Linked DNA regions of Mus musculus: regions 2, 3 and 4 are each linked to region 1. The links are chromatin loops, found by intact Hi-C in ENCODE. Cell type or tissue: heart. All regions are shown on one strand.

Region 1 (8,000 bases):
AAAGACAAAGATAGAAAAGGAAAGAAGAGAAAGAAGAAGGGAAATCTGGGGGAAGGAGAAAAAGCGAGCAAGCTGGAAGCAGCGCTCCAGTGTTCTCCACTGCTGACAAAAGGATGCCAGGGTTCTAAACCAAGAACTCAGCCAGAACCACCAAGAGCTAGCTAGATAAAACAGATGCTTGCGCCACAAAGCGAGCGAGAAGAATCTGTTTCCTGGTGGGTAAAGTTAACGATTCAAGTGAGATCCTTAATATCCAAGTATGAATGTTGACACCCCAGCTAGAAAGGAAGCTGAGAGCAGCCAACTGGCATTCAGTCCAATCTAAAATCCTACTTCCATGTCCCCGATGGCTTCTCTGTGCTCTGAGGGGGTCTACTACCAACCAATAAAGAACAGGATAGGGGATGGGAGAGATGACTCAGGTGGCTCAGTGGTTAAGAACACTTGCTGCTATTGCAAAGGAATTAGTTCTGATTCCCAGATTAGAGAGCTCACGACTGCCTGCAAGGCCAGTTCCAGGAGATGGAATACCCTCTTCTGGCTTTCAAGGGTACTTGAAACAGAACTACGTGAACATATAGTACATAAATATGCAAGCATAAAACTATACTATACTAAAACACTGACAGAAAACTTAAAAAAAAAAAACACGAAAAGTCTCCAAACTCTGGGTTTGGAGTCAGGGACACAGAAAAGCTGATGTTGCATATGAAGGCGCCGTCCATCTTCCTCTGCAGGTGGCCCGCCCCGCCCCTGCCCCATCACTGCTTACCTTGCAAGTCTCAGTCTTTAGTGCTGGCTGGCCCACTGGATCTACTGACTCTCCATTCACTGTGGGCAAGATCATGCCCTGAGTAAACTCTAAAAAGACAAAACCCCCCCGTTAGTTTCATAGCCCACATAGCACATAAGTCGTTCAGCTGCTGTAAGCCAGCATTAAGGAAAAGCCTGCATTCTGTAATCTCTACCTCTGGTGGATGCCTGGCATCTATGGAACACAGCAGCATGACCTTTAAAACGTGTAAACACCCAATAAAGGTGGAAGCATTACAACTTCTTTACTCACTTTCTACAAGATTCACTAGTCAGAACCCCGAGTCCCGGCTCACATTAAAAATGATCAACTTCAAGGTGGTCAGGATGCAAACTTCAACACTAAGAGTAGAAGGATGTGGCTGCGATGGACTCCCCAAGACATCCAGGCTCACCCCACCCCTTCAGTTACAACCATCTCAACTTCCCGGAAGAGGAGGACCAGTGACAATCTGGGATTGTCCTTAAATAGTCTCTAGAGCAAAACTTGTTTGATCTGAGTCTCAAAAGCAATTTAAGATTTCTAGTAGCCATGTTAAGAGTTAATGTAGGTGAAGTTTTACTAGCATGTTTACCCTAAAGTTACTCTAACACAGCTATCATTTCAATGGCTGTTAATCTTTAAAAGATTATGAGGTGTTTTTACACTGGCTTCTTTGGGTGCTGCCTTCAAACCCACCTTGTATTCACACTCACAGCACATCTCACTTTGGTTGGCTATATTTCAAGAGGTTAACAGCCAACACTATCAGACAACCTTGCTCAAGATCTTTCTCCAACTCAGAGCCTTTAGAATAACTTCAAAATTAAACAAATACCCACCGCCTCCCGGATCATTATGCATCTGCTAGGGGAGGGCAGTCAGGCCCTCAGGCAGGATCTGGCAGTGGAAAATGGACGCCCCCTTCAGGCATACAGATCTAAAAGAGTACCTGTCTTGAGGGTGCTGATGTAAATTCCCACTGCTTCTCTCAGAAGTTTCACCCCGTCTTCCTTCATTAAGGCCACGAGATTTGTGTCAGGCTCATCTTTGGCAAGGCTCACACTAATCTAGTGAGAGATCAAACACAGGTGATAATGATTTAGGGGCGCTATCATGAGTGTGGGGGCAGAGCAATCAAGAGACTGCGGCGAGCTGCAAAGGAAAAGTGTACAGCTAACTGGCTAGCCGCACAATCCCACCAATGTTCCTTCTCTACTCCCCTGCCTCGGCAGAGATGGCTGACGTTAGAACCCATTTCCTTAGCTAAAGCAGAGCTGCTCAATACATACAAGTTGCTCGGGACGTTTCCAGTGGCACCACAAAGCTAGGAATGTACCCGTAGACTGCTTTTTTGCATCCTCAGCCTGAGCCTGTACTATGTGGGGACTGAATCACGTGTCTCATCTGGGACAACAGGCAGCAAGCGAGGACTCGGCAAACACAAACCTCCACTTCATCCACGCTATTTTCATCAGACAAATTGGGGATTTCCACATGTCCTTTGTACTGCACTCCTGACTTAGAGGTACCTGTCAAAAGCAATGCAATTTCATTAGCCACCTCCTTTGCAGGAAAGGTCCTGCCAGAGCAGTGTCCTACTTAGGCTTCTTGTGACCCTCCACTCTGGGAATGCCACGTGCCAGAAGCAATCACTGGCACCCCTAATGTCTTTCCTCACCCCACAGTGGAGTGAGAGCTGTTATGACTTATTATAGCATGGCACTGGCAGTAGCTCAGGTCCCCCGAGCCTGTCTGGGTAGCCACTAGCATTGGTTGTTAGAACACCTGCCATGGAGAATTTGATTGTGGCCACTCTGCATTTGCTTCTGTGTGAGTTTATAATTTAGAAGTAAGATGTGAACATAGAAAACTATGTGACATCTGTCACTGTCCTATCTCTGCCATCTGTCAGGTAAGGTGCCATCGGTATGTGCTGATCCCTCTGCCTTAGATGGACCCGTTCTGTGATCTCACAAGGGCCCTCAAGCTACAACCCCTGACGGCCAAAACACAACACTTCAAGCTTCTTTCAGGAAAAAACCACCCACCATCCTGATTACAGTATGAATGTATTTCATACTCAGCACATGTATAAAACTCTGGTATTAAGTTTTAGTTTCTAGATTTCATTTTAATTACGTGTGCATGTGTGTGGAGGTTGGGGGGACACACATATGCAAGTGCCCTCAGAGGTCAGAGCCTTCTCATGTTGGAGTTATAAATGGGTGCTGGGAACTGAACTCCAATCTCTGGTCCCCGATTTCTTTAAAGACATTTTTGGATGGAGGACTTCTCTCCCTCTCCCCCTAGAGTTCACCGCCATTTTCCTATCTTCAGTTTCCCAAGTGGTGGGACTATAGGTATGTGTTAACAACATCTAATGGGTACCTGATCAATTCTATCCTATCAACCCTGTGGGTTGTTTTTTTTTTTTTTCTTTCTAAATTGAGTAACTGTTGTTGCATAGTGGACTAAGTTTTAGGGTACATGTTAACTATGACAAAACTCACTCTGTGTCTGTACGCCTCAGTTTTTCAGTGTATTATATAAAAAGGAGACTAGACAAGATATATATAGTTCCTTCTAGGTAACAATACTTCAGATATACATTGAAAAAGCAAAAATTATAGACAGATCTATCTACTTTCATCTTTACTACTCACTTGGGAAATATTCCATTCAGCCCAATTCTCCCCCCTAGGGGTATTACAGAAGGGACATTAAATTATAAGATGGTAAAACAGCCCCAAATCAGATGTATAATTAGCTATGATAGTACAGTGATATAAGATTTGCACTGGAAGTAGAAAGTGATTGAAGCTAAAAGAAACATCCCCCCCTTTTAAAAATCATTCATTCATGAGACAAATGATGGAACTGACGAGATCAAGCAGATAAATTCATTTGGCGTCCCACTGAGTGCCCAATGCCGCTTGCCTTCAAAGCAACACCGTCTTCTCTCTTCAAGAGTTTGTCAGTGCTCAGAACCTCTCCAGCAAGGATCAGAGCTATGGCAACGGGGCTATAACCTCTTCCCTGGCAGCCTGGCAGGCCTTACCTGTCCAGTTCAGTTTGATGGTCCACTCATAGAAGAAGATAAGTTTGCCTTTCCTGTTGTTGATGGATGCCTCCCCATCAAGCTTGTTCACTTCGGTCACCTCGCACTTGCCCTCTTCATTTTCTACTCGAACGGCCAGGAACAGGGTTTTCAGTTTCTCTGTGGACCAATTTGAAGCATCTCTCTCTGTCCTGCAAGACAGAAGCAGCGCTAAGGGCTGGCAGTCAAGAGGAGAACGCACTGTTTCATTCAGCAGGTGACTGCAAGGTTAAAGGAGGCAGAAAACAACCCAACCCTCTCAATTCTACCCTAGAATGTCCACAAACATGCTACTTTTAGGAATCCAAAGGGGTGGCGAGTTGTCAACAAAGAGAGGTGCTGTGCAAACCAAGTTAATACTTTCCAGTCTTAGCACAATGAGCCTTGACCGTTAAAATGGCGCCCCCATTTGGCCAAGAAGAAAGATGTGACCATACTGCTTAAGTCAGGAGAGCAAAGACAAGCAAGCATTTTTGCTAAGAACTTCAGTTTAAAAAAACAAAACAAACCAACAATAATGCTAGCCTCATTAACAGTGTTGTGTCCCGTTCAGTGTTCAAACTTTGCCCTACACATCCTACATCCTCTAGACAGTGTCACAAAGTCCACAAGAAAAATTACATCAAGTAGAATGTTAAAAAGAGACAGGTTGAAGGGGGAAAAAAAAGACGGTAAAAATCAATTCTTTGCCCTTCTAGTACAGCTATTTAAAAATCAAAAAGCTATAACTGAGGAAAAAAAATATAATGTCTGTAAAGTTCAGTGGCACTCCAAATAACTTTGTTTCCAGAAGATTTCTGAGAGATGAGGCAGCTTCCAAGACCGGTTAGGCTGTAAAATCATGACTGCCGGGCAACCTGGAGTTGTTACAACAGAACTTAACAGTTCCGGGTAGGAGACTGCATTGCGTTCAGCATCCCGAAGCTCCAAGTGCCCTGCAGATCACGTTCCAAAGCTTCTCACGCTGGACTGAGGCAGTAGTCCCCTATGACTTTTGCTTTCACTGTAACCCGCAAACCAACAACTACCGCGCCTGGAGCTCTCGAATTCCCCAGCAGACTCCCAACACAATCGGCAGGGGTCTGGATCTCAAGGACGCCTGCGGCCACGTGTAGGAAGTATCACCCGGCTCAGGCTGGATGCAGCAACTAGGGCACTCTGTTCTCGCTCTGAAATTCCTCCTTGGGGACTCAGCAGTCCATGTCGAACCCATCGCCCCTAAGACTGTGATGGTGGCGAGGGATGGAGGGGACCCCTGCTACAGAAAGGACTCACGCCCAACCCCAGGCCAGGGTTACTTGGGTCCCGTACTCGCCAAGGTCCCAGACACCTCCAACCCCTAGCCTGTTAACAGTGCTCCTGCGGCCTGTCTTGCTGGCCCATACCAGTGCCAGTTGTTGACGTTGGTGGCGTCCGCCCGCTCCTCCACGATCCAGCGTGGGTCTCCCTCACCCCACTTGGCCATCAGCTCACTTATCGCACCGCTACCAGCTCCCAAGCAGCCGCAGCCACAGCCTGAGGACCGCTCGGTCCCAGCCGCCTGGCAGCGCCTGGAAACTACTAGAAGCAGCACAGCACCTCCTGGCTTGCTTTTCCCTCCACCCCAACCCCCTCCCAGCCTTAACTTCCGGCTCCTCCTCGCTCTTACCGGGTACTTCCGTTCCAGCTCGCCGAGCCGTAGGTTCCGTAACTTCTGGCGTTCCTTCCAGCTCTCTCAGTTTATCTTAAAAGCTCTTAAGTCTAGGCCCTCAAGATCCTAATCCCCACCGGCTAGGACACAAAATATTCCTCTCATTGTCTCCTTGGGCCCTAAACCGACCTTGCTGAGCCTGATGGGAGTTGTAGTCTTTAAACCAACCCTTCCGATAACTGCGGAAGGTCATGCTGAAAGTAAAGGAAATGACCTAGCACTATGCGCTAGTATTTCTGGGAATGCTAGTCCAGAAGCCTCGCGGCCCGCAGGGAGGACGAAAGAATGATAGAGGTTATGGAACTACAACTTCCAGGATGCTTTGCGGGTATTCCTTTCACCTTCTTCAGACTCTTCTCCGCTGTCCCCTTCTGCTCTTCTCTATGCCTCACAGCCTGTTTAGAAAGGCTGGTCCAGCGGCTGAGCCTGGCGCTGTCCTGAGAAGGAGCGCTCGGTGTGGAAGAGGTGAGGGTGTCCCAAGCCCCTGTCTAGGCCTCGTGTCTAGGTGAACCCACCCTCTCCGCACCCTTTTCTTTCCCTGTCTTTTCTGAGGCATCCTTACACTCTCACTCCGACCTTCTTCTGTCGGGACCACTCTTGGGAGCTCCGAGATGGGGCTTTCCAGCAAGCCTCAAAGCAGCTTACTCAACATTTGGTTCTGAATATGTCTTCTCAGGCACCCTCTAGGCTCTGGTGTTTGTGGTAGATGCGTGGTTTCCTGGACCTTGCTCCTGTAATCCAATCTCTCAGGTCTTTGTTCTCAAACATCGCCTTAAAAACCTAGCTTAACTTCCAGTAGCTGGTTTCTACAGTACCCTGAGGCAAGGAACCTCTTGGTTGTAGGGTTTTGGTTTTTGGTTTTGTTTTGTTTTGTGTTTTAAACGGGTCCTGTTTTCCCTATGTCGTGTTCCCGTCCTCTCGCATCTGTCCCCCTATCCATGTCAGACTGTCAGTGTACAGGTGACGATAAGATCAAATCTCGGAAGCATTTTAAATCACGTTGAAGCCCGCTTTCCTTTGAGCATTCTTAGAGTTATAAATTGTTACCATTTTACTTACCACGTAAATCACGGTCTCTTTTGTCACTCGAAATACAATGTATCCACTACTGTAAAAAGAGTCTTAAGAATTCTTGGTGAAGTACTAAGTTTGTTAGACATATTCTCTACCTATTTCTAGTTACCATTGTAAAGATCTGTCTAGTTTTCCCAAAAGTGAAAAAAGAAAAGAAAGAGTCTAGGATCCAAAAACCCTGGATTGTAGTTTGGAGTAGAAGTGATTTAGTAAAGTTGTGATGTTTACTGCTTCTGAGCTTTGTTCCCCTGGTCGGTGGGAATCTCCCAGGCTTACCTTTCAGGATCGTTGTGAATGACAAATGAATGACAGTTATTTATGAATTTGCACACATGTTAGAGACATGTTTATGTTCTGTACACATCTTCATGATTTGTGGCCTGGTTTAGAATTTCTTTTAATATTTAAGATTGCTTTTTACAAAAATTTTGGAGGCTGGGAATATAGTTCAGTGGTAGAGTGCTTGTCTAAAACGTGGGAGGCCCGAAGCTCAGTTCCCAGAACTGCAGAAAACAAAATTCTCTTGTTTTATCTAAGGTAGCATTAAGATTAGGTAAACACTTTGCATATATTATCTAGTGGCAGACTAACTGCTATATCAAATACTAACGGGATGTAACCTTACATGTTTATTTTCTGCCAAGCACTTTGTTAGGCTTTCTAACACTATTTATCCTTCACTATTAGCCAGTAAGGCAAGATTGCATTTCTCCAAGGCTTAGAAATGAGCCATTTACCTTTTGACTTCAAGGCCCAGTAAGTGGCCAGGTGCTGTGGAAATCTTGGTACTTATTGGGTTAAACTACAATTTTTACTCTTCCACAGCTTAATTTGAAAAACGTGTTTTGTTTTGCAGAACAATACCTAACTTTGGAGCAGTCATGAGAATAATGTGGGATCTTTTAGCTAATATATATTTTCTTGGTCATGATCTCAGAAGTTGGCCCCATAATTAGCCAAATGATTCATAAAATGATCATGAGTTGATGATACAGGCAAGATAATTCTGCTTTTAATTGCTTTCCTTTCTTTTATGTCAGGCATTTAAAGAACATACTGGAAGAGAGGGACATTTGTTGGCTGTAGTCAGCTGTAGTGTTCCCAGAGCTTAGAAGCACAACTCAGAGGTGGCACTCCCTAAATATATGATAATACATGAATTTGCTTATTCTGTTTGGGGTGAGTGTTGGCTGATTTTTGTGTGTTCAGCAAAATTATGATGAATCCTTACAACATTTGCCTCTCGAATAGTATCCCCTTTGTTTTGGTACCCTAGTTCTAATGAGATCCTTCAGAAGGGAGACTATAACTTGCACTTTTCATAGTTACTATAACATCTGAGT
Region 2 (8,000 bases), 67 kb before region 1:
GATCAGCTGTGAGCACCCACCTCTGTATTTGTCAGGCTCCTATCAACAAGCACTTGTTGGAATCCAAAATACATCCAGAATTTCCAAGGAGAAAAAGGAATTTTGTAATGCAGTTTTTTTTTTCTTTGAGTGGGGTGGGGAAGGGTATGGGGGACTTTTGGGATAGCATTGGAAATGTAAATGAAGAAAATACCCAATTAAAAAAAAAAAAAGCCGGGCGTGGTGGCGCATGCCTTTAATCCTAGCACTTGGGAGGCAGAGGCAGGCGGATTTCTGAGTTCGAGGCCAGCCTAGTCTACAAAGTGAGTTCCAGGACAGCCAGGCTATACAGAGAAACCCTGTCTTGAAAAAAAACCAAAAAAAAAAAAAAAAAAAAAAGCTGGGCATGGTGGCACACGCTTTTAATTCCAGCACTCGGGAGGCAGTGGCAGGCGGATTTCTGAATTCGAGGCCAGCCTGATCTACAAAGTGAGTTCCAGGACAGCCAGGGCTACACAGAGAAACCCTGTCTCAAAAAAACAAAAAACAAACAAACAAAAAAAAAGAATAATAACTAGAAAAAATTGTTTCATTTATGTATATACTTTATTTTTATCATATTCTTAGCTTATTATACTTTTTTTGTGTGCATTTCTATTTCCACTGATTCCCTTGTGCAGTTTTCTTTAATCAGTTGTGAGGTGTATAAATTCTGACCATGGTTACTTGTGTACTTTGAATCTGTCAGAGTTTGACGATCAGGCAGTCAGATCAAACCCTGAGAATTGTGATGTGTGAGCTAGATGGTTATGGACCAGTTCTACATGGGAGATGGTGCTACTGCCAAGGAAGACACACATGAGAGAGGAACCTGTGACCTGATACCAGGTCTGTCCCTCCTTGATGCCAGGCTGTTCAATCTTATGGGTATTTGGTGGCTAGAATGTAACTTATTAAACTAGTCGGATCACCCCAGAAGCAGATTTTTTTCATTAGCTTTGAAATAGACTTCAGACAGTCCTTCTGTGAAGACCTGATCAGGAAGTTGCACAAGTCTGTAAGTCAGGAAAATGTGTGACCACCTTGTTTGCTAGTCAGAGTGCTTGCTGTGTAGGACTTGACCTCTTGATCCTCCTGCCTCCCCCTCCCACACGCTAGCATTAGGTGCACGTGCCATCTCACCTGGCCTGTCAGAGTTCTAAATAGCACACAATGCTTTCTTCGCCTCAGAAAATTGAAGACCAAAATGCTACATTTGATAATTTTAATTTCAGTTTTACTGGTCTTGATGAGAACCAAAGAAAGTTTCTAAAAGGTGAAGAAATAGCACAAAACAAAAAGACCCCTGGAGAATATGGTAGCTGCTTTATAGATGTTGACAGTGAGTGCTGTTGCAAAGAGCATTATTCTCAGGACAGTGCTGGCATACACACACATCATTGTATGAAGGCATCAGATATCTTTCATCAATGCTCTCTTCTGGGTTTAGTTCTGTGCCACCCTTGCTGTGAATTGTGTGTAGAAAGCCATTTACTACACAAAATGTTACATAACCCTTGTGAGCACTGCGTTTGGTTTGTGCATGGTGTGTTTCTGCAGGCATCATTCATACTCCTCACAAAAAAACACTTCCACTCTCATTAGGCAGGGACCTCGGCCTGTGATTGTTGTGTCATTCTGGATGTACAGTCCTAACCTGGCTTGTTGTAGTAAATCCTGCTAGAGCTGTACATCATTACTTCCATGCTGTGTAATTTTTTTCCTGGGAAGACATGAACAGATGTCTATTCATTCCAGATAGGACACTGATGACAGAAGAAAGACGAGTCTATAAGTGATGGCCTTTAGACTCCTCTAAAGTCATTGTCAGTTGCTTCTAATCAGGTTTGGTAGATCTCATTATAGATTTTTCCTTTTTTTGTTAATGAGACAAAGCTTACTTTGAGAGTTAAATGATATATTGATATGAATTAAAGATAGTAAGTCATATATATAAGGTATCATTTCAGAGTTGATACAAGATATTTGTGCTTTGGGATGCAATTGTGAGGAAATTACAGCAATTGCCTATTTTACAGTTGCATCGTCTCTTTTTATTTGTTTTTGATACATACAACTGCTGCTCCCTCCTCTTCACTAAAGATATATCCTCATTTTGGAGCCCAGACTAGCCTTAGATTTGCAATCTTCCTGCCTCATCTCTTACACGCGTTCTCGCGACCGGCCAGGAAGAACGCAACAAACCGGATCTTCTGTGGCAAAGCTTTATTGCTTACATCTTCAGGAGCCAGAGAGCAAGAGAGCAAGAGCTCTATTGCTTACATCTTTAGGAGCCAGGGCGCAAGAGCGCAAGAGCTCAAGAGAGCAAGAGCCAGAGCAAGAGAGAGAATGGCGAAACCCCGTCCCTTTTTAAGGAGAATTATTCTCCATCTAGGATGTATTACTCCCTGATTGGCTGCAGCCCATTGGCCGAGTTGTCGTCACGGGGAAGGCAGAGCACATGGGGTGGAAAACTACCCTTGGCACATGCGCAGATTATTTGTTTACCACTTAGAACACAGAATGTCAGCGCCATCTTGTAACGGCGAATGTGAGGGCGGCTCCCCACACTCATCCTCCCAGAGATTAGGGTTATAGGCATATACCACTATGCCCAATAGTACACTAGAATCTTGTTATGCGTGTTTTATTTAAAGATTTAAATGAGGATCTGGAGCGTTGGCTTAGCAGCTAAGAGCTGCTCACAGCATCACTAAGTGATCTGCTCCCAGCCTAGGGAAACATGTTATTTAGGAGCATAAGGACAGGCAATTTGTATATAGGGTGAGACACACAGGCCACTTAGAAGCAAATCATTGTCTGTCAGGCAGTGGTGGCGCACACCTTTAATCCCAGTGCTCGGGAGACAGAGGCAGGTGGATTTCTGAGTTCGAGGCCAGCCTGGTCTACAAAGTGAGTTCCAGGACAGCCAAGGCTACACAGAGAAACCCTGTCTCGAAAAAAAGAAAAAAGAAAAAAAGAATAGAAAAAAGAAAAAGCAAGTTAATACTTTCTTAATTCCTCTTTGACCTAACCTTGGCTTTGCCCTGTTTCTGGCGTCCTTGTTGGCCAGCTGTGAGCTTTGATGGTATTAGCTGACCTTGAGTCCCAGCTTAGCACCTGCACCAGGCTGTTGAAGGGAAAGTAGTCACACACATCTGTGTACTCAGGAACGGCCTCTTAATGTTGCCTCTGCTTCTGCAGGAGCTGATAGACTACCTGCGCACACATTCTCACAGTGCTGTGTATGCCACGTCGATGTCACCGCCTGTGATGGAACAGATTATCACCTCCATGAAGTGCATCATGGGGCAGGATGGCACCAGTCTTGGTAAGTCTTTTTCAGGAAGCATTTCCTTGGCTTAGTAAAAACCTTAGCAGCCAATTGTGCTGTTTCCGTTGAAGTTTTTCCCTAAATAAGGAGTCAGGCTTCCAACAGGGCAACACTGGCCACATATGCTTTTCAGTGTGTTAAATACACTTTGATAACTATACTGGCTCCCTTGTATAGAGTTTCTTCCCTCCCTCCATCTCCTTTTTTCCTTCCTTCCTCCCTCCCTCCCTCCCTCCCTCCCTCCCTCCCTCCCTCCCTTCCTTCCCTCCCTTATTTCTTTATAGGCAGGGTCTCTGTATGCATGACTATCCTGGGACTCTACATAGACCCAGCTGACATTGAGCTCACAGCTTCTGCTTCCCAAGTGCTGGGATTAATGGTGTGTGCTACCATGTCTGAATTACACATGATAAGACCTTTCTTTTTTTTTTTTTTTTTTAATTTATTTATTTATTTATTTATTTATTTATTTATTATATGTAAGTACACTGTAGCTATCTTCAGATGCACCAGAAGAGGTCATCAGATCTCATTACGGGTGGTTGTGAGCCACCATGTGGTTGCTGGGATTTGAACTTCGGACCTTTGGAAGAGCAGTCGGGTGCTCTTACCCACTGAGCCATCTCACCAGCCCGATAAGACCTTTCTTGTTGTCCCACTGTGCTTTTAACTTTAGGAAATTTGCCTTCAGGGTCTTTCTTAATCACATGTTTTATGTGGAAATGTAATTTACTACATAGTGATGTGTGTCTTCTATAGCATGTTTCCAGAGTCTTTGATTTTAAGCCTTTTTAAAGTTTCTAATTTTATGAACAATACATAATGAAGGCCATCTTAAATCTATTTTTGTCGTTGGTGAGATGTACATCCAAAGAGATGCAGGTACATAACTGAATCAAAGTAAAAGATGCTGCCTTGTTTATTACATTGAATCACCAGAGGGCAGTGTTGACCAATTACTGTGAAAGAAGGGTAATTGAGTCTTTGCTTTCTGTTTTTACTTTTAAAAGTCTCTGTACGGATGGGGCATTGTGATACAAGGCTATAATCACAGCACTTCAGAAATGGAGAATTATTCAAGGTCATCCTTATCCTGAGGCCAGCCTATATTATTAGAGACCCTAGCCCATCAAGAAAGAAAAAAGAAAGAAAGAAAGAAAGAAAGAAAGAAAGAAAGAAAGAAGATAACAAAGTTTTCTGCTAGCAGTATGACATGTACTTAATTTAACTTGTTAGCTTGCTGCTTCTGAGGCATTATGGATATGTCAGACTTTACATCCTTAGCCTTGGGCTCTTCATGACATTATAGATGTACATGTATGCTACATGGCACTATAGATGAGCTACAGCCTATGTTGGAGCCAGTTAAGTAGGAGACTGATTTTGACTAAGACTTTTTTGAAACCCAAACTGTCTTTATATTTGTTCCTATCTGTCAAAGATCCTTATTATCTCTATGAAGAGACTTTTGGAAATAGTGTTGTCATCTTTGGTTTTATGCATTTGCCTATTCAGGAAGAAAGTATTAATGCTGCACAGAATTGAAGCCATGTCAATTGCTTCCTGAGTTCACAATAGCATAGATGTATTGCTTCTCTTTCTGATGTGAGAGAATGTGTTTGGATATAAAATATACATGTATTCAGAGACAGAAAGTACAGTGGCCTTACTAGTTTGTTATACAGATTATTTAGTTTGGTCCGTTGGTTTAGACTAGAAAAAGCTAACAGCTATGCTATCAATGTTAATGTTGGTAATTTCTCAGAGCCTAGATCTGTATGATGAAGTACATATGAATTAATGACTTATTTGTACTCATCAAAAATGTCTGATGAGAAAATGAAATATGGCAATTAGACAAAGTGTTGGATTAGTACTGCTTTTCCAGGTTTTGCCTCTCAAGCCACCACCAAAGCTTAGTTCTGTGGCATCTGTGTAATGCTCACAAATTCTGTGGAACCCAGTCATGGCACAAGGATAGCTTATTTTTACTTCACAGGTCTGGGACCAGAATAGAAGATTCCACTGCTAGAACAACTCAGATGGCTGGGGACTGGGATCATCTGTCAGCTTCTTTACTGAGTGTTGGAAAACCTGCTATGTTTGCTGTAGTAACTTGAAAATTTTGAGTTAACTGAATCAAAACCTTCTGTCATGAGCTTTGCTTGGACATCACCAAAATTGATGGTAGCTGGGCATAAGTCTGAGGAGGAGCTATGGAGAGTTTATGAGCCATATTCAGCCTTTCCTCAAAGGGCTCGGCACCCGTCTGCTTAAGTTGCTAAAATATATTATGCTATAGGTGGTGGTGGTGCGTGTCTTTAATCCCAGCACTCAGGAGTCAGAGGCAGGTGGATCTCTCTGAGTTCCAGGACAGTCTGGTCTACAGAGTGAGTTCCCAGACCTGTGAAGTAAAAATAAGCTATCCTTGTGCCATGACTGGGTTCCACAGAATTTGTGAGCATTACACAGATGCCACAGAACTAAGCTAAGATAGTCAGGGTTACATAGAGAAACCTTGTCTCAAAAAGTAACAATAAAAATGTGTTGTGCCATATTATTACAGTATTCAGCATGCCCTATGATATATAGAAATGCACACGAAGATACCAGAGGACCTTCAATGCATGGGCAGTCTTTACTACATTCAAAGGAAATGCCACATTAAGGTCTGTTGACCAGAGGTATACAGGCGAGAGGAGTGAATAGTGTAGTCATGGGAGAGTCGTAGGCCGGTTTCTCAGTTTGCAGGGCTGAAGCAGGTAGATAGTATGTGAGTATGGAATAGTGTTTAAACCGTTTGCAGGGTGGGGAGATTTGGAATGAATCAAGGACACAATATAGTTTTTCCTATTTTCAATTATGTCACATAGGTTCTGCTACCTGAAATTTTACATTCTATTACGTGTAGGAATAGACCAGATTCTAATAATGACTGTCCCTGTCCTTTGTGTTTTCAAATGTTACACGAACCACTCTTGCTGTATGTATCTTAATACAGTTTGCTGTGTTTTTCTCATTATGAGTCCCATGTTGGGGGTGATTTTCTCAGTCACTTGTTTGCAGTTTTACAGCATTCCAGCGTATTCGGGCAGCCTTTTGTTCCTTCTGTTAGTGGATGTTTAGGTTATTACTGTTTTGAGCTGTCACTAGAACCACAGAGCGACCTGTGTATGTGTGTCTCTGCTCTGTGTTTGTAAGGTTAGCTTGGATACCTTTCAGTGAGGTTGGCAGACATCTTTACAGGCTTCTACATTCTTGCCCCAGCCAAGCATACTAGCAGGTGCCAGTGAGCCCAAGACTTGGCAAGCTAAGGCACGATGATTGCTGAAGGTTTGAGGCCAGCCTGGTCAACCTAGTGAGGTCAAGGCCAGCCGGGGCCATGGAGTGAAGCTAAACAAAACAACTTTAAATTCCCTAGGGCTTCAATATACTCTCCCACTACTGTTACTGTACTTAATAAAAAAAAATCGACAGTCTACTATAAATTTATAAAGAAAATTTAACATTTATGTTTTTAAATTTATGAAAGTGTCTAGCCAAAAGAAGAAATGTAAAGTTATGCAAATTGGTGGTGATTCACGGAGAAAACATGCTCTAGAAGGACTATGTTCTAGGACACCGTTCCCAGACTCCACTGAGGAATGATGGAACAAGACAAAGAGGTTTAACATTGTGGAGCTTAAAACCAGGAAAGGCAGACAAAACCCAGCACTGCTTCCTGGGAGTAGGAGGCTGGGGAGGGAGCATTTTTATTTCTATTAAAGTTGCATGTTCCTATATTGGTTTTTTAATAGAGCTTTAAAATAATTCATTAAGCATATTAAATCCTGCTTAAAATGAGATTCAAAGTGAGATGGTCTGTGCTGCTGTTAGGAGAAGAGTGCTGCTCAGAAAGCTGCAGCCAGCCAGGGAGGAGGAGCTACAGTTCTGCTCGCCTTTACTGCTCCGTTTCCTTCCTCCTGGCCAGCCTTCCCGTGTCCCCTAGAATTACTGTCATTGTTGGCTCTCTTTCACTGTCAATATCAAGTAAGAGCAGGTGAGTAGAAGAGTCCGGGGAAGTTCTGAAAAGCCCACCAAATCCGGAGAGCTAGCTTGTCCTTCATGCATCACTGACCACATTCTGTAGTGGATTTTAGATCCAAGACCTTTTTAATGAATCAAAATATCCATAAAAATCAACTAAGATGTTTAAAAAAATTCCAGAACTGCAATTGGATGTAAAATAATTTAGTGCTTTGTGTACAGTGTTTTTCACGTGTAGTTGGATGCTACCACCATGGCCACATCAAAGACAAAGTGAGTTGGATACATGCATTTAACAGGTGGCTTTTACAGGGACTGCACAACGCACTTCCATATGGAAAACTTCACTGCACTTGGCTTCTAAAGAACCTAGGTAAATTCTGTTACTGCTGTAGAACTTGGGTAGGCTGAAGTTTAATTAAACTCAGGTTTGGCCTGTTTGAATTAACCCAGCAATAGACTTGCTAATGAGGTGTTAAATGATCCAGCAACTAATTTAGGAGATGGCAAGTGCTGTCTTTGAAGAAGCATCTGTATGATCTTGTAGAGAACTGCATGCTACTCAGGACGTTTGACCCACCTTAGCACTGCCTTCCGAGCCCAGGAGCGATTGCTTCCTGCT
Region 3 (8,000 bases), 120 kb before region 1:
GAAGGCCAGAAGAAGGAAGGACGACTCTTGTCCTACCTCGGGAGATGCAAATACAGTCAGAAATCCAGGGAGAAAGTCTCTTTCCTTGGCTGTACTGTATTAGAGTAGGGATAATGGAAAGGGAAATGGCCAGCCCATCCCTTGCAAATCAAGTCTGAAGACAGACATGGTGTTCTATTTCTGTAGTCCCAGCAATTGGGATACAGAGGCAAGAGGGGCAGGAGATCAAAACATTAAAGATCTTGGGTTACAGAACAAATGCAAGACATGACTGGGCTATACAACAGTATTTTTATAAATAAATATATGTTGCGGGAAATATTAAACTCTCCATGGGGTTAGTGCCTCCCCCCCCCAATTACTCTCACTATCATGCAACACCCCACATACCCACAGTCAGTCATCTCAACACCTAATTACCCAGTATAATCAAGACTCTTAAAGCTGGGCAGTGGTGGCGCACGCCTTTAATCCCAGCACTTGGGAGGCAGAGGCAGCCAGATTTCTGAGTTCGAGGCCAGCCTGGTCTACAGAGTGAGCTCCAGGATAGCCAGGGCTACACAGAGAAACCCTGTCTCAAAAATAAAATAAAATAAGGAGGGCTGGAGAGATGGTTCAGTGACTAAAAGGACTGGTTGCTCTTCCAAAGGACCCACATGGCAGCTCACAACTGTCTGTAAATCCAAGATCCAACACCCTCATAGAGGCATACATGCAGGCATAACACCAGTGCACATAAAAACAAAAACAACGGATGAGATGGGCAGTGGTGGTATACGCCTTTACTCTCAGCACTTGGGAAGCAGAGGCAGGCAGATCTCTGTGAGTTCAAGGCTACCCTGGGTCTACAGAATGAGTTCCAGTGCAGCCATGGCTACACAGAGAAACCCTGTCTCAAAAAACAAAAACAAAACCAACAAATGAGCAACAAATGTGTGCAGAATATTTGTAAAATCTTGAATCTTACTGCATTAACGCTCTTTTCATCCCTAAATTTAAACAGTATTCTTCACAAGACCACATTACAATGCTATTTACAAAATTTAAAAAAAATTTAAATAAAAATTTATTTGTTTGTTTGTTTGTTTGAGACAAGCCAGGGTTAAAATTCATTTTTATTTTGGTGTGTGTGTGTGTGTGTGTGTGTGTGTGTGTGTGTGTGTGTGTGTGTGTTTACGTGAATGTGTATGCACAGGTTCCTGTGGCAGTAGGCTAAAAGGCAGTATTGATTGATTCCCCTGGGTCTGGAGTTAGTTTTTCCAGCTCATGGAAGCACATGTATCCCATTTTACACAAACAGGAGTTGAGTCACAGAGAAGTGAGACTGCTTTGCAAGGTTACAGGTTTGTAAGAGCTGGAGCTGGGTCTTCGGTTCCTCAGTGTTTGACAACAGAGCTCTTGTTTGTAATCACTCCCTCTCACAGAATTCCAAAGCCATGTGACACAGGCTCTGTCTAATTTTATAGGGATGATGAACTTCAAGAAAGGCTTCACAGATGAAGTGGCCTGAACCATCTTGGAAGACAAGGAGAGCTGTGTCCTAGCACCTAGCATGAGCCTTTGAAGATAAGTTCTATAAAATGACAAGGAGATAGCTTATGCCTCTAGAAGGGACCATTTTCTTGTTTTTGTGGATCCCAGGGTGTTTCCTACTGAGGTATCCTTTTTGTGATTTAGCAATGGCCTATTGAGTAATCTGATCATTTGGGTATTATATCATGGGTACACACAACTGTCTCATCTACTGAAGGAAGAAGTGCAAGAATTGACTTCAAATGGGGAGTGAGGAAATCAGGGCTGTGTATGCATGACTCCTTTGAGGCTAGTAGTGAGTAAGCAGCAGAACAAGGCAAGAAGCTCCTGGTGTACTGTCCTCAGGAGGAAGGGACAGGTTCTTCCCAGGATCCAGACCAGGCCAACCTCTGCCCAGCTCTGAACATGCACTGCTCCCCCCTCCCCCCAGAACAAACCCCTCTGCTCATTCCAAGCCAGTTTCTAAGTCTCGCTCATCCTTCAAGGTCTAGCTAATTGCACATCTTCCATCCAAGCCTTTTTTACATTTTCTCAGCCCACTATCTAAGTGTCAATCAAACCTCTTAGCTTCTCTTTCAACCAGATTTCTGCCCTGAGCACCTCCACTGCCTATGGGAATCTGATAGCCGCTGTCATCCAGTGTCCCACTTTGGAACTCCTCCTTCTCCTCCCTCCTACTCTTTTCCCTCCTCCTTTTTTTTTTTATTTTTTTTTTTTTTTGGTTTTTCGAGACAGGGTTTCTCTGTATAGCCCTGGCTGTCCTGGACCTCACTTTGTAGACCAGGTTGGCCTCGAACTCAGAAATCCACCTGCCTCTGCCTCCCGAGTGCTGAGATTAAAGGCGTGCGCCACCACACCCGGCTCCTTTTTTTTTTTTTTTAAGATTTATTTATTTATTACTATATGTAAGTACACTGTCTTCAGACACACCAGGAGATGGCGTTAGATCCCATTACAGATGTTTGTGAGCCACCATGTGGTTGCTGGGATTTGAACTCAGAACCTTTGGAAGAGCAGTCAGTGCTCCTCCTCTTTCTTTCTTTCTGTCTGTCTTTCTTTTTTTTTCTTTCCTTCTTTCTTTGCTTTTCTTTCTTCTTCTCCTCTTTCTCCTCCTCCTCTTCCTTCTTATTCTTCAAAAGGTTGCCCTTCTATTTTATTTAACTTCATGTATATCTTTTCAGGGCATCCGATTATTGGTAAAGATGCTCATGATCTGCCAGGTAGGTTTAGGCACTCAAATCTTCATCCTCTGGAAGAGCAGCCAAAACACTGAGCCATCTCTTCATGCCATATCTTGATTTTTGAAAGTAAGCTTCATAAGGCATACACTTCTTTGTGTGTCCATGTGTTTACGTGTATGTGCATGACAGTCAGATGTCAGCATCGGGTATCTTCCCTAATTGTTCTCTACTTTTCTTTTTCTTCTTTTTTTCCTTTCTTCTTTCCTTCCTTCTTTCTTTCTTTCTTTTTTTTTTTCAAGAATGGGTTTCTCTGTGTAGCCTTGGCTATTCTGGACCTGTTCTGTAGACCAGGCTGGCCTGAACTCACAGAAATCTGCCTGCCTGCCTCTGCCTCCTGAGGGCTGGAATCAAAGGCATATGCCACCATCACCCATCATCTCTACCTTATTTTTGAGACAGGGTCTTTGCCTGACATTGGAACTCACCAATTCAGTTAGACCAGCTGGCCAGAGAACTCTAGGAACCCTTTCATCTCTGTGTCCTAAGCATGGGGATTTTAACTAGATGCTCAAAATCTGGACTTAACTCCTCTTGTTTTCCTGGTAGTATTTCACTGATTGAGTTACTTATCCCCACCCCATCATGTTTAAGACAGGGACTCCTATATCCCAGGCTAGCTTGGACAGGTTATATATACAAAGATTATCTTGAACATCTACACTCCTGCCTCTACCTCAGGAGTGCTGAGACTGTATCAATGCATTACTATGCTTAGCTTAAAGGCATACAGAGCTTTTTTTTTTTTTTAAAAAAAAAACTTTTAAAAAGGAGATTTTAATTTATGTCTGTGAGTGTCTTGTCTGCATGTATGTATGTGCACCAAGTTTGTGTCTGGTGCCCTGGGAAATCAGAATAAGGCTTTGATTCCTCTGGCACTGGAGTTATAGATAGCTGTGAGCCACCATGTGGGTGCTAGAACCAAATCCAGGTACTCTGGACAAGCAGTGTCCAGTACTTCACTGCTGAGCCATCTCTCCAGGCCCCATAGAGTTCTTTTTGATTCTCGTGTTCACTTTTGAGATCAAAGGGTTTGTGACTTGAAAGTTTTGTCCTTGCTCCACTTGCTGTTAAGAGTACCTCTTCTAAATCAAGCAAAACAAATAACCTTGCCAACGCAGTTCTAAAGCTCCAGGGGAGAAGGGGTTGTGTGACACAGGGATTCACACAGATGCATTCGGCAATTAATAATAACCAGCACTTAATGAATACTTACTAATTGCCAGGTCCTAAGCAAAATACATTACAGGCATTAACTCATTAGATTCTCTTATGGCAACTGTTATTATCCCCCTGAGCAGAGGAACATAGAGGTCACTCAGCTAGTAGGTGAGGCAGCCAGGATTCAAACCTAGACTGAGTCATACTCTTAATTATGACATTGATTTTTTTTTTTATGGGTAACTAAAGGTCTTTGTAATGCTGAAATGTAGATCAATTTCTTTTGCTACTGATTTGGATTAGGTATTGTGATAGGTGTCCAGCGCTTTACTAATGTAATTCTGGCAAATGAGTCCATGAAGCAGGAAGAATTTTAAAAGAACTTGGCTCCTAAAGGAGTTAATTCCTCAAGTTTCAGTTTCAGTTATCACAAGATCTGGAAACAGATCAAGTCTCCTGACTTTCAAGGAAAGTCTTCAAAGGAAATTGCCCTAGGAAAACCCGGATAGAAACAAGTGATGTGCGCGCGAGGCGTTCGCGTAGTTCACAATGAAGAACAGTGAGAGACTGTCAAAAAGGCTATTCTATTAACACCCACAGAGGAATTTGCTAATGAAATAAAGGAGCTGCCTGTCTTGGGCTCGGATTCAACCTGAGAACCTCTCGGGAGGAAGGGCACAGAGGGCAACCACCACCAGTGCTAGAGAACCGGGAACAGGCTCTGGAAATAGGCTCAGCCCCTGTTTCTTTCTCCACACTCTAATTGGCTGTTCCTTTCCGGGCTCCGCCTCCTTCTCAACCTGGACCAGTAGGCGGCAAAGCTCCACCTACGACCTGGCTAGGGCTCCAATCAATTGCTCAGTTCTCGAGTTCCTCTGAAGAAGTCCCCTTGATGTCTGCAAGCCGCTTTTCCCTTGCTCTTAATTCGCCAGAATCAGCATGAGATCCGCCCCTCTCGCCTTTGGATTGGTCAATAGCCGATAGACCCCGCCCCATGTTCCCTCCGGCTGCCGGGCTTCGGCGAGCCCCGTCTTCTCGGGTGGCCCCGCCCTCGCGTGACGGCCGGACCGGGAATTGGCAGCGGCGCTGCAGCCATTTCCGGTTTCGGAGAGGTGGGTGCGGTGCGGAGCGGGAGTTGGCTCCGCCGCCACCTCCAGAGCCTGTCCTGCTGCCGGGTGCTGCCGGGAGGATGCGGCCGGAGCCCGGAGGCTGCTGCTGCCGCCGCCCGATGCGGGCGAACGGCTGCGTCAAGAACGGGGAAGTGAGGAACGGGTACTTGAGGAGCAGCACCGCCACCGTCGCGGCTGCCGGCCAGGTACGATGGGATCGAGAGGCTGGGCGAGATCGGGGCGGTGGGCCGGGACCCCCGCGAGCCGATGCCCGGGCTGGGCCGGGCCGGGCCGGGGAGGACGGGCAGCCGCGCGGGCCGGTCAGTGGCCGGCTGGCGGCTGGGCGCGGCTCAGGTGTGCTGAGCGACGGGGAGCCGGCGCTGGCTGGGCCTCCCCCCTGAGCGGGAGGGAGACTCAAGGGCAGCGCGGGACTCTACAACTATGTGGGGCTCCCTCACCGTGAGGGGCTCCTCGGTTCTGCCCGCTTCTCCAGTTATTCGAGCCTTCCCAGTACTACCCGGCTCCGCAGCGATGAGCTGTGGTTCTCTGCCCTGCGGGGGTCCCAAGGTTTACCTGGTTTCTTAGGTGTGCGGTGTCCCCTAGTTCTGCCTGGCTCTCCAGCCTCCCGGGGCTCCTCAGCCACGCGGGACTCCTGAGGTCTGCCCGGCTCCTCAGCATTTGCTGTTCTGAAGGGCCCTGGAGGCTGGGCTTCCTCTGCAAGTCTCTGGTTCTTAACCATGTGGATCACGCAAAAAAAAAAAAAAAAAAGTGCAGGCCGCTCCTAGTGGGAAGCAGAGGAAATCTTTCCCTCGAAGTCCGGCGATACTTTCTCGGGTTCCTGCCCGGGTCCCCTCGAGTACATGCTTCCTGTAGAGTCTTGCAGCCCCAAAAGGAAGCTGACGCTCTGAGAAAGTTAGGCAGTGCAGTTGTGGAAGCACAACCGGACAGCCTCTTCCTATCACGTTCTGGACTTCCTTTATGGGGAAAACCTTGGCAGGGAACCTCCTCGGGGGTCTTGTCTTGAAAATTGTCCCGTTGTGCGATTGGTGAGACCCCCATCCCACCATCCAGATAGGATTTTAGGTGGCCCCTTCACGGCGCAATAGAGCTATCGTGGAGGGCGTTGCTTAATCCAGTGGTAAGTTGTCATGAGTCCTTGTATTAATTAACTGAAGTTGAATCATCAACCATATCCATGAACTTCTAAACTATCTTACAGAATTCTGAATTCCTAGCAGTATTTTGCTTGTTTCCAGACATGGTTTCTCTGAGTAACAGCCCTCTCAGGCTGTTCTGCTTTGTAGACTAAGCCTGACTTCCAACTTAAAAGAGATCTGCCTTTGCCTCCCAAGAGCAACTAAGACCCCAACACCTGGCTTTCCTGACAGTTTTATTTATTTATTTATTTTCTGAGACAGGGTTTCTCTGTGTAGCCCTGGCTGTCCTGGAACTCACTGTGTTGACCAGGCTGGCCTCGAACTCACAGACCTGCCTCTGCCTCCCAAGTGCTAGGATTCAAGGCATGTGCTACTCTACCCCCTGGCTCCTGGCAGTATTTTTTAAACCAATTATGCAAATATCGGGAAGAATGGTTTTAAAAGTTGCTCGTTCCCCTTAGCAGGAGTGTGATTGGTGTAGTTTTGATAGGTCAGTGACCCTATTTCATCTTCAACATAGATACTAAGCAATAGCAACCTGTCCCCTACCTGAATCAGTAACTCTGATAGATGTGTTAATCCTGTGGTATGAAAGGGTTATCTTCAAGTCTTATGACCCTGGGGGAGAGTTGAGGGTTAGGAGTGGGAGTGCACAGAAAAGACTTGGCCTCCCTTGAGTGTGTAAGGTGTTTAAGAGTCAAAAGATTGCTTTCAAAAAGAATTGTGTGAGAGGAGGTGTGTTAGGAGTCAGTTTGCAGTCTGAGTTTGATATGACTTGTTTGTAATCCCAGCCCTCAGGCAGGTATATCTCTGAGCTCAGGCTGGCCTGGTCTGCATAGTGGGTTCTAGGACAGCAGGGCGATGAGGGACCCTGCCTCCAAAAAACGGGGATGTGGGGAGGAGTCAGTCTGTTATGAGCCATGAAAGAATGTGCTGTTTTCCCTAGAAGTGTAAAATGGCTAATGAGCAACGTTGTGGAGGTATAGAATGTATCTGGGAGGTTGAGTAACTGGAGCTAGAAGAGAACTGATGAATGGGTGAGTTAGGACTTTTGTGAGGAAAAAGGAAGTCCAGACAAAGCTGGGCATGTGTTAGAGGTGCTTTCTAACATAAGCCACTAGGAGTTATATTTTGAGTAAATAGTAAGTCAAGTTCTGACCTCCTGGAATCCCAGCAATTATCATTTGTAAGCATGGTATTTCTTCAGAGGTTGGCAACTATTAAGATGAAATACCAAGTTACTAAAATGAAATATAAAAATCTGTGACTAGCTGTGATAGAATATCCTAAGGGCTGTACTACTATCTTTTCGAGAAAACGATTTTTCACAAATTATTTTAAAGCAGGTACTACATTTATAAGGAATAAGATCTCTAAGTTTATGAGAAAAAGAGAATATCTTAAAATAGTTCGTGAAGTTGGTTGTGTTAAATTAAATCTATGTGCTCCAGCTCCTACCTGTCTTTCCTTGCATCCTGAAGGGGGAGTATTGCCTTTTTTTTTTTCTTTTTCTTTTTCTGAAAATACACAGTAAGATGCAAACTAGATACCCAAGGGTCTTGCTTTCACTAAAGTACTATTGCATGGATGAAATGTAAAATTGTTTGCTCACATCATGTCTTAACATTGCTTTTTAATGCACAGGAGAGAAGTTATAAACTCGTAGGCTTTCTTCTCTAAGGGGAATCAGCTACCTCTGATACCTGTATACACTCACCAGGGTATGTTTGAAGAGATTAATGCCCATGTTAAAAGCAACTCCTGGATGGGGCTGTTTGATGAGTAGATAATGTGGTAAGGAG
Region 4 (8,000 bases), 150 kb before region 1:
TGCTTCTGTGTTTCTGAAGCCAGTCATTTTTTTTTTAAAGATTTATTTATTGTATGTATGTGAGTACACTGTCACTATCTTCAGACACACCAGAAGAGGACACCGATATAAAAGTTGACCCGCAAAGGAGGAAATTTGGTTTCACTCTAACTATTTGGGTCAAAGGGCAGCCAAAGGTTCTCTCGGTGGTTTCATCCCTCTTGTGAAAACAAAGCACCTTTTAATCTTGATGTAACCGATTAGTCCTGACTCATCCTGGGAGCCATTCTTGGAATGCATAGCCCACAGCACTACCTGACAGCTTTTATTCGCCCATAATTTGTGTCCTCCAGAGAATAAACTCCTCAAGCACACTCTCTTTTGGAGCTGCTTCCCTGACACCTGACCCATCGTGCAATGCATAGTAGCTGCTTAGTCGTAGTCATAATCTTGCCGTGACACTGGTCCCACAGAACTCTATGCAGATCAGTAGCCGCTAGAGAGCAACAACACGGACTGGTGTTTGAACATTTTCAAGCCAGCCTCTTGTGTTGTTACTGTGGGTGGAATTGTGATAGATAAGGCACCTTGGGCATCGCTATCAGAACTTGACCCAAGTACTCAGGACCTTAAGTAGGGAGCATGTCAAACAGAAAGCAGCCAACTGCAGGAAGCAGATCCAGGTAGGAGAATCAGGAAAAGGTATCGGAACACAGGTGCAGTCTTCTTCCTTCCTGTTCTTCCTCCCCCCGACCCCACCCCACCCCCACCCCCACCCCCGTGGTCTTAGCTGCTTTGCATTTGCTGCCTTAGTCCATCTCTGATAATTTTACTTACACGGGGCTGCCACTACTGGACCCGAATTGATGGAAGACTATCAGCTTAGCCACCTTCGGGCCAGCTGTGTGCCCCAAACCAGTTAGTTACCTATGATGAAGTAGGCAGGGATGCTAGGACCTAGCTCTTCAAACTCCAAAGGAGGGATGACGGATGGGCAGAAAGAAGGAGGTTACTGAAAGGAGTGATTGACATGCCTGACCATGTTCATTGTACAATCCTTCTTTTAGACTGAGGTGCTGGAAAACATTAAGCCCAGGTCACTGCTTCAGAGATGATAGGTCTGGAGCCTGTCCAGCCCCCTTAACTATTATGGCTACTTGCAGGCCTTCCCCCAAGCAAAACCCCTTCGGGCTCCCACATAGCACCCCTTAGGTTCTATTAGGTTGAGGCATCTGGTGTCCCTGCGGTCCCATTGCTTTGGAGACTAGAAGCAATTGAAGTGCTCTCTCAGCCAGAAAACCATAATGTAAGGCCTTGGCATCTGGCTGGGAGCTGAGAGATGTGTTGCCATGGAAATGTCCCGCTTCATTTAACAGCAGCATATCTGAGTTTGGTCACATCCACACTGAGGCACGAGAGGCACCCTGTCAGCAGCCCCTATATAGCATGCACACCCCTCTGGCAGAAATACATCTGCAGGATGCAGAGCCCATTCCCCGCACCCTCCTCCCTATCATAGATACCCATACTCCTTCTCACCCTTTCCTGGGGGGCCTCAGCCAATCACCTCCATGCAGCAAAGAGCACTCTAGGGATGGTAGAGTGACACACGACTGCCAATTCTCTTCACCAATTTTATGCTACACGGAAGGCCACTGGGTCCATACACTTTTCCAGTGGCCCCAGAATGCAGCTGTATCACCACCACCCCCCCATAAGTCTACTGTGCTTCTTCAGCGCTTTTTTTTTTTAAGATTTATTTATTTATTATATGTAAATACATTGTAGCTGTCTTCAGACACTCCAGAAGAGGGAGTCAGATCTCGTTACGGATGGTTGTGAGCCACCATGTGGTTGCTGGGATTTGAACTCTGGACCTTCGGAAGAGCAGTCAGGTGCTCTTACCCACTGAGCCATCTCACCAGCCTCTTCAGTGCTTTAATAAAGCCCAGAAGACAACATTCAGGGAAAGGAGTGTAGTAGTCACCACACCAAAATGTTTCTCTGTTTTGCTTAAGAGAACACAGAGGTTAACGTCTCCAGATGGTCCAGAGGACCAAAGCCCCACAATTACCCAGAAGGCCCTAAGTGTCTCAGGCCATGCAGTGGACATCCATTAGTAAGGAAGAGGTAAAGTCAATGAGGTTGGGCTGCACAAGGCTGTAGTCTAAGGAAGCTGAAAGAGCTAACTACTCCATGTATGTTCACATGAGTATATTTCAGCATGAAATTACATGCATGTAAATATGATGCCTATGAAGGAGCCTGAAACTCATGAGTTCATAGATGGCAACTGATTCTTACACTTCACTGCAGGAAACAATGGTTCGTCTTTCCAAACCTGTGAGTTGGTGAAGGAGTTCCCAAGAGGCCATATGCACTGCTGCCAGGTGGGCTGCATGGGTCTCCCCATGGCCCTTCCTCATACTGGGGTGTGATCAGCTTCTCAGAGACCCCAGGACATATTCCAAGACTATGAAAGCAGAACCATGGGCTGGAGAGATGACTCAGCACTTAAGAGCACTGACTGCTCTTCCGAATATCCTGAGTTCAAATCCCAGCAACCACCTGAGTTCAAATCCCAGCAACCACATGGTGGCTCACAACCATCCGTAATGAGATCTGATGCCCTCTTCTGGTGCATCTGAAGACAGCTACAGTGTACTTACATGTAATACAAAACAAATCTTTGGGTTGGAGCGAGCAGGGCCGGAGCCAGCAGGACTGGAGTGAGCTGAGGTCCTGAGTTCAATTCCCAGCAACCACATGATGGCTCATAGCCATCTGTACAACTACAGTGTACTCATATACATAAAATAAATACATACACATAAAATAAATCTTCTGGACTTCTGAAGTTAGTGGCACTAGTCTTCATCCCATCTGATACATCCTACTGGTCAAAATTCAGGGCAATCTTTTTTTAAGAGAGTTTATTGATTTAATGTATATCAGTACACTGTCATATGATTACAGATGGTTGTGAGCCACCATGTGATTGCTGGGAATTGAACTCAGGATCTCAGGGTGAGCACTCAGTGCTCTTAACCACTGAGCCATCTCTCTAGCCCAGGAAATAGCTTCTTTGGTGCCAAAAAAGAGCACAGTCATATCACAAAGGGGCATGTGGATTAGGGTGGGAAGACTCTGTAGACATTAGCTTGATCTGCCAGCCCTTTAGGTTGACTTCTTTCATTAGGAATAGATGTGTATGTATGTATATTATCACTGAGTGACAGGGGATAAATAATGGGATTTTTCATTCTCTGCTGACCAGTTACCGATGCTTGAGCAATTGTGTACTCAAAGAAAAGCCAGATGTGGTGGTACATGGCTTTAATGGAAGGCTGAGGCCAGGGAATTGCAGGTTCCAAGCCAATCTGGGCTGTAAGGTGAGATTCTCCTTCATAATAATAATAATAATAATAATAATAATAATAATAATAATAGAAAGAAAACGTCCGACCCACAGTCCCATTCATAGAATAGAATGATAGAATGGTCTTCCTTGGTAAGACTTTGTTTTTGTTTGTTGTTCTTGTGTATGAGTCCGCTGTTGCTCTGCTCAGATCAACCAGAAGAGGGCAGCATTGGCTCCCATTACAGGTAGTGGTGAGCCACCATGTGGTTGCTGGTAAACGCGGTCTTAACCACTGAGCCCAAGGTCTTCATCAAACTGATTTTACTTTTGTCTGCTGTTCCCGCTGAGGCGATCTGCTCTGTGTGTGTGGATGATCTTACAAAACTTCAGGCTTGAGGAAAGAAGACAGGCAGAAAACAAAATCCCTATCTTCAAAGCAACAAGTTTAAGAGACATGGATACAACTCACTGGTGGCGCACTTGCCCGGTATACTTGAGGCCATGGGCTTCATCCCTGGTACCACAACACCACCAAAGGGGGCAAGTCTGATGCATCATGATAATGGCCACTGAGCCGTGAGCAAGGGCCTACCTGTCGAGCAGCATGTCAGTAAGGGTTCCTAGGACACCATAGAGAGAGGCAGGAGAGTACAGCTGTTGGATAATGGGAAGGAGAAGGGCATCAATCCCCCGGGGGAGAAGATGGCAGGGGAGAAGGTGGCAGGTACGTGAAAGGCCCCCAAGGGAAGGGGAGAATCCAAAAGAGAATCCTTTTTTCTTTGTGGCACTGAGCTTTTCATTATTGTAACAAACAGCTGCAATCCCTTGTAAAGAGAAGAGACCCCGAGCCCACAGATTTGAAGGTTGAAGTCTGTCCTTCCGAGGAGGACATCATGACAAAGTGTTGTGGAGTTAAAGAAAAGAGATGGAGAGGAAAAGGTGAAGGAAGGGGAGGAGTGGGGAATAGGGTCTCAAAACACCCTTTAAACATGCACCCCAATGACCTAAAAAAAAACTTTCAGAAGGTCCTACTCACTGAAAGTCCAGAGTCCCCAATAGCATTGTCCTGGGAGCAAGCCTTTACCACAAAGGCTTTTTGGGGCCACTTAGTAATAACTACAACAAAGCTCTTCACGTTTCCTTCCCATGAAGACAGTTTAATTGATGGAATTTCTGGAGCTTTCTACCTCCTTGCTCCTTCCTCCCTGATGGATATAGTAGAGGAACAAGAGATTCCTCATTCTTGGTTTGGGACTAATACCTGGGCAACCTTGGCTCAGACCTACACCTTGTCTCTCTTGGGCACGAACACACCTGGAGATATTGCCATTGGTTAAGTGCACTGTCTGCTCTTCTAGGGGACCTGGGGTTCAATTCCCAGCATTCACATGGCAGCGAAAACTCTGTAGCTCCAATTCCAAGGTATATGGCACCTGCACAGCCATACATACAGGCAAAACACACATGCACATAAAATAAAAATATATCTTTTTAAAAAAAGGAAGTGCAAAGAAAAAGAAAAAAATAGAAAAAAAAAGGAAGTACATGTGTTGTTTATTGAAAGCCTTCTGGAAGCCTATAATGCAATGACTATTTATAGCTGTGTGATTGGCCAATTAGCCCAGTTTGTGACTTCGACTCTAAGCCCCTTACCAAGCTTATGTGTGAAGTTCAGAGTCTCTTGATAAAGGCTGATGCCAGGCAGTGGTGGCACACGTCTTTAATCCCAGCACTCGGGAGGCAGAGGCAGGTGGATCTTGAGTTTGAGGCCACCCTGGTCTACAGAGGGAGTTTTAGGACAGCCAGGGCTACACAGAGAAACCCTGTCTCAAAACAAACAAACAAAAAACAAACACACAAAAAAATTAGAAGAGAAAGGCTGTCAGGAGCACAATATAAAGATGGGGTATTAGGATCAGGGTCACACACACACACACACACACACACACACACGCATGCGTGAGTGTGCAAAGAGTTCTCAAGCTGCAAGTGTACTAGAGGCATTAATTGGAAACTCAGTGGGACTTCCAGGCTAGCTATTGACAGAGACCTTGGCTCAGCATCATGTGGGTCTTTCCACAGGATAGTCTCAGTGTCCACAGAAAGTGACATTTGTCTTCCCTTGAGCCAAGGACTAAGTGGCACAGGGGAAGAGGGAACCAGTGCACCTTTTATCTAGTTTCTAACTTTGAATATGGACACTTCTGCTTGATTTTTTAGGTCAGCAGTTAAACATAGTCCAGAAGGGAAAGTGGGAGCACCTTCGTTTGTTGGGAGCAAAGAACCAGAAAGCCCTCAACAAAGGAAAGACACACGAAGACAAATATTGGGCTGAGGTGGAGCTCAGTGCTAGAGTTCTTGCTTAGCATGGACAAAGCCCGGTGTTTAATCCTCATCATTACAAAGGAAATGGAACAAGAAGAGAGGTCAGGGCGAATAGAAAGGAGGGGAAGAAAGGAGAGGGGAGGGGAGCAAAGAGGTGATAGGAGAGGGTGGAATGAGATACTGCAATATCCCTTTGCTTTAGAGTGAGTGTAAAAGGACAAATATCCTTAGGTTCTCTGTTGGTGTTTGGTCTTGCTGTCTATTGTAATGCTAAGTGTGGGCCGCCCAAAACCTAGAGTCTGCAGGTAGACCCAAGTGATACTATGTGACCCAAGTTATTTCTGATTGATAATAAAGATGCTGACAGCCAGGGACATAGGTGGGGTTTAGGATTTTCAGGCTTGGTGTCAGAGGAGAACCACAAGAAGAAGGTGGAGGAGGAAAGAGAAGCCACCATGGGTTAGGAGTGAAGTAAACATGGCCCTGAGTGTTGTGTTCATCAAAAGATAAAGAGAGAGGGGATATGTTTTGTGAATGTGTAGTCAGGTATGGGGGAAAGGGGTGTCTCTGCAGGTCCATGTTGAGGCATCCCTTTCCCCTGAGGGACCAGCCATATGATGGTTATAGTATGGAATGGAGTTTATTTAGGGCATGGGAAGGGAGTAGAAACAGACAGAGAAAGAAAGAGAGACAGAGGGGAGCTGGAGAGATGGCTCAGCAGGTAAGAGCACTGACTACTCTTCCGAATGTCCTGAGTTCAAATCCCAGCAACCACATGGTGGCTCACAACCATCCATAATGAGTATTTGACACCGTCTTCTTGTGTGTCTAAAGACAGCTACAGTGTAGTTAAATGTAATAATAAATAAATTTTTGGGCTGGAGCGAGCAGGGGTCCTGAGTCAATTCCCAGCAACCACAGATGTAAAGCTACAGGGTACTCATATACATAAAATAAATAAATATTTTTACAAAGAGAGAGAAAGACAGAGAGGAGAGGAGGCAGTTCATGAACACATGAAGAGAGAGGGTGGAGGGGATGGAGAGAGAAGCAGCAGAGAGGGAAGAGAGTAAGAGGATAAGAGAGTAGAGGAGCAAAAGAGTGAGGAGGGGCAAGCAGCCCCCTTTATACTGAGTCAGGCACACCTGGCTGTTGCCAGGTAACTGTGGGGCAGAGCCTGGAAGAAATGCTAACAGTGTCTACACATGGCACATAGAGATACAATGAAAAGGAGGTTTTGCTGACCTACAGTACACCAAGGACCAGGTTTGCACAGCACATTAGGCGACCTTCCTCTTTTTCTCACCCTTACGGATAATCCAGCAAACCCAGCTCTGCTTGTGTAAGTAGGGCTCTGGCCACGTTGGTTGTCCACTTTCTCCAGTGGAGGACCTGACTCCCCTCAACAGGCCAATGCAGTGCCACTTCTGAGCCCAGGTCTCCCTCTAGTGATCATTCAAGGAACAGCAGGCAGGCAGGCTCCTTGCTCCTCTGCAGAAAAGACAACCTTTCCAAAACCTATATCTTGCCTCTCATCCTTTGCTCAGAACCTTTAAAGACAAAGACTCACACCTCCAAAGCTCTCCCTCTCTCCATAGGCCTTCAAGGAAAAAAGCCCAGCGAAAGGCCTAGAGCATGGTCAATACTATAGGAGGAGTGCAGGACACAGCAATCCCCCTGGCTCATACCCGAACCCTTCAACCTTTTACATTTCCAACACCACTCAGACTTAGCATCCTACACACACACACACACACACACACACACACACCATCTCTGTTTGCACATAACACACCCCCCTGTGCTTAAGTCATGCTCTTCAGAATCACACCTTGGATGCCTTTCTTCTCTGTCTAGTCCTACATAACCAGCTTTTTTCTGCCATTAAGCTTCACCAGGCTGGTCAAACTCTGTGAGTTCGAGAACAGCCTGGTCTACAGAGTGAGTTCCAGGACAGTTAAAGTGCTACACTGGGAAACGCTGTCACAAAAACAACAACAGAAAAACAAACAAACAACCCAAACAAACAAACAAAAAGACAGGACAGTAACTTTATCATTTTCTTTAAAGAAAATACACATTTTCAAGATGTATTTTATTTTTAATTACATGTATATGTGTGTGTGCCTGTGTGAGAGTGTGTATTCATGTGAGTGCAGTTACCCTTAGAGGCCAAGAGCCAGTATGGGATTCTGGAGTCAAGTTACAGGCAGCTGTGAGCAGCCCAACATGGAGGACTGGGAACCACACTGAGATACCCTGTAAGCACAGTATACAAACTTAATTGCTGCGCCAGCTCTCCAGCCCCAAAAAAATAAAAAATAAAGATTTTTTT

The links. A loop is a pair of places that touch in the nucleus more often than their neighbours do. Peaks named below come from ENCODE experiments on the same cell type or tissue, not always from the same donor. Only the 100,000 strongest peaks of a DNase experiment are listed, where the experiment ranks them.
Region 2: it touches region 1 in a loop (6-fold over the local background); 18 of 42 quality-filtered maps call a loop at or near these places.
Region 3: it touches region 1 in a loop (2.6-fold over the local background); 3 of 42 quality-filtered maps call a loop at or near these places.
Region 4: a loop joins it to region 1, with 4 times the contacts of the local background. A loop is called at or near these places in 9 of 42 quality-filtered maps.

What each region holds. Positions count from the first base shown.
Region 1 is chr12:87,264,200-87,272,199 of GRCm38, reverse strand. Vipas39 (VPS33B interacting protein, apical-basolateral polarity regulator, spe-39 homolog) reads left to right here and starts at 5,914. Exons shown (of 20, transcript NM_001142580.1): 1 at 5,914-6,048. It overlaps Ahsa1 (AHA1, activator of heat shock protein ATPase 1), which reads right to left and starts at 5,472. Exons shown (of 9, transcript NM_146036.2): 1 at 5,279-5,472; 2 at 3,855-4,045; 3 at 2,243-2,325; 4 at 1,746-1,863; 5 at 773-861. The coding sequence starts at 5,358. In heart, CTCF peaks have their summits at 4,317 (motif pointing left) and 5,452; DNase peaks (open chromatin) are centred at 5,489 and 5,819; H3K4me3 peaks cover 3,559 bases; H3K27ac peaks cover 2,457 bases.
Region 2 is chr12:87,331,381-87,339,380 of GRCm38, reverse strand. Sptlc2 (serine palmitoyltransferase, long chain base subunit 2) reads left to right here. Exons shown (of 12, transcript NM_011479.4): 9 at 3,223-3,349. Among named protein-coding and RNA genes, the nearest start is that of Ism2, 36 kb to the right of the region's middle. In heart, a CTCF peak has its summit at 4,271 (motif pointing right); no DNase peak of the experiment used is centred here.
Region 3 is chr12:87,385,293-87,393,292 of GRCm38, reverse strand. Sptlc2 (serine palmitoyltransferase, long chain base subunit 2) reads left to right here and starts at 4,938. Exons shown (of 12, transcript NM_011479.4): 1 at 4,938-5,247. The coding sequence starts at 5,122. It overlaps Gm33444 (a long non-coding RNA gene), which reads right to left. Exons shown (of 3, transcript XR_381803.4): 1 at 5,615-8,000. In heart, a CTCF peak has its summit at 4,764; DNase peaks (open chromatin) are centred at 4,832 and 5,942; H3K4me3 peaks cover 2,457 bases; H3K27ac peaks cover 2,205 bases.
Region 4 is chr12:87,412,467-87,420,466 of GRCm38, reverse strand. No RefSeq gene overlaps it. Among named protein-coding and RNA genes, the nearest start is that of Mir3068, 21 kb to the left of the region's middle. In heart, CTCF peaks have their summits at 3,557 (motif pointing right) and 7,119 (motif pointing left); DNase peaks (open chromatin) are centred at 3,586 and 7,036.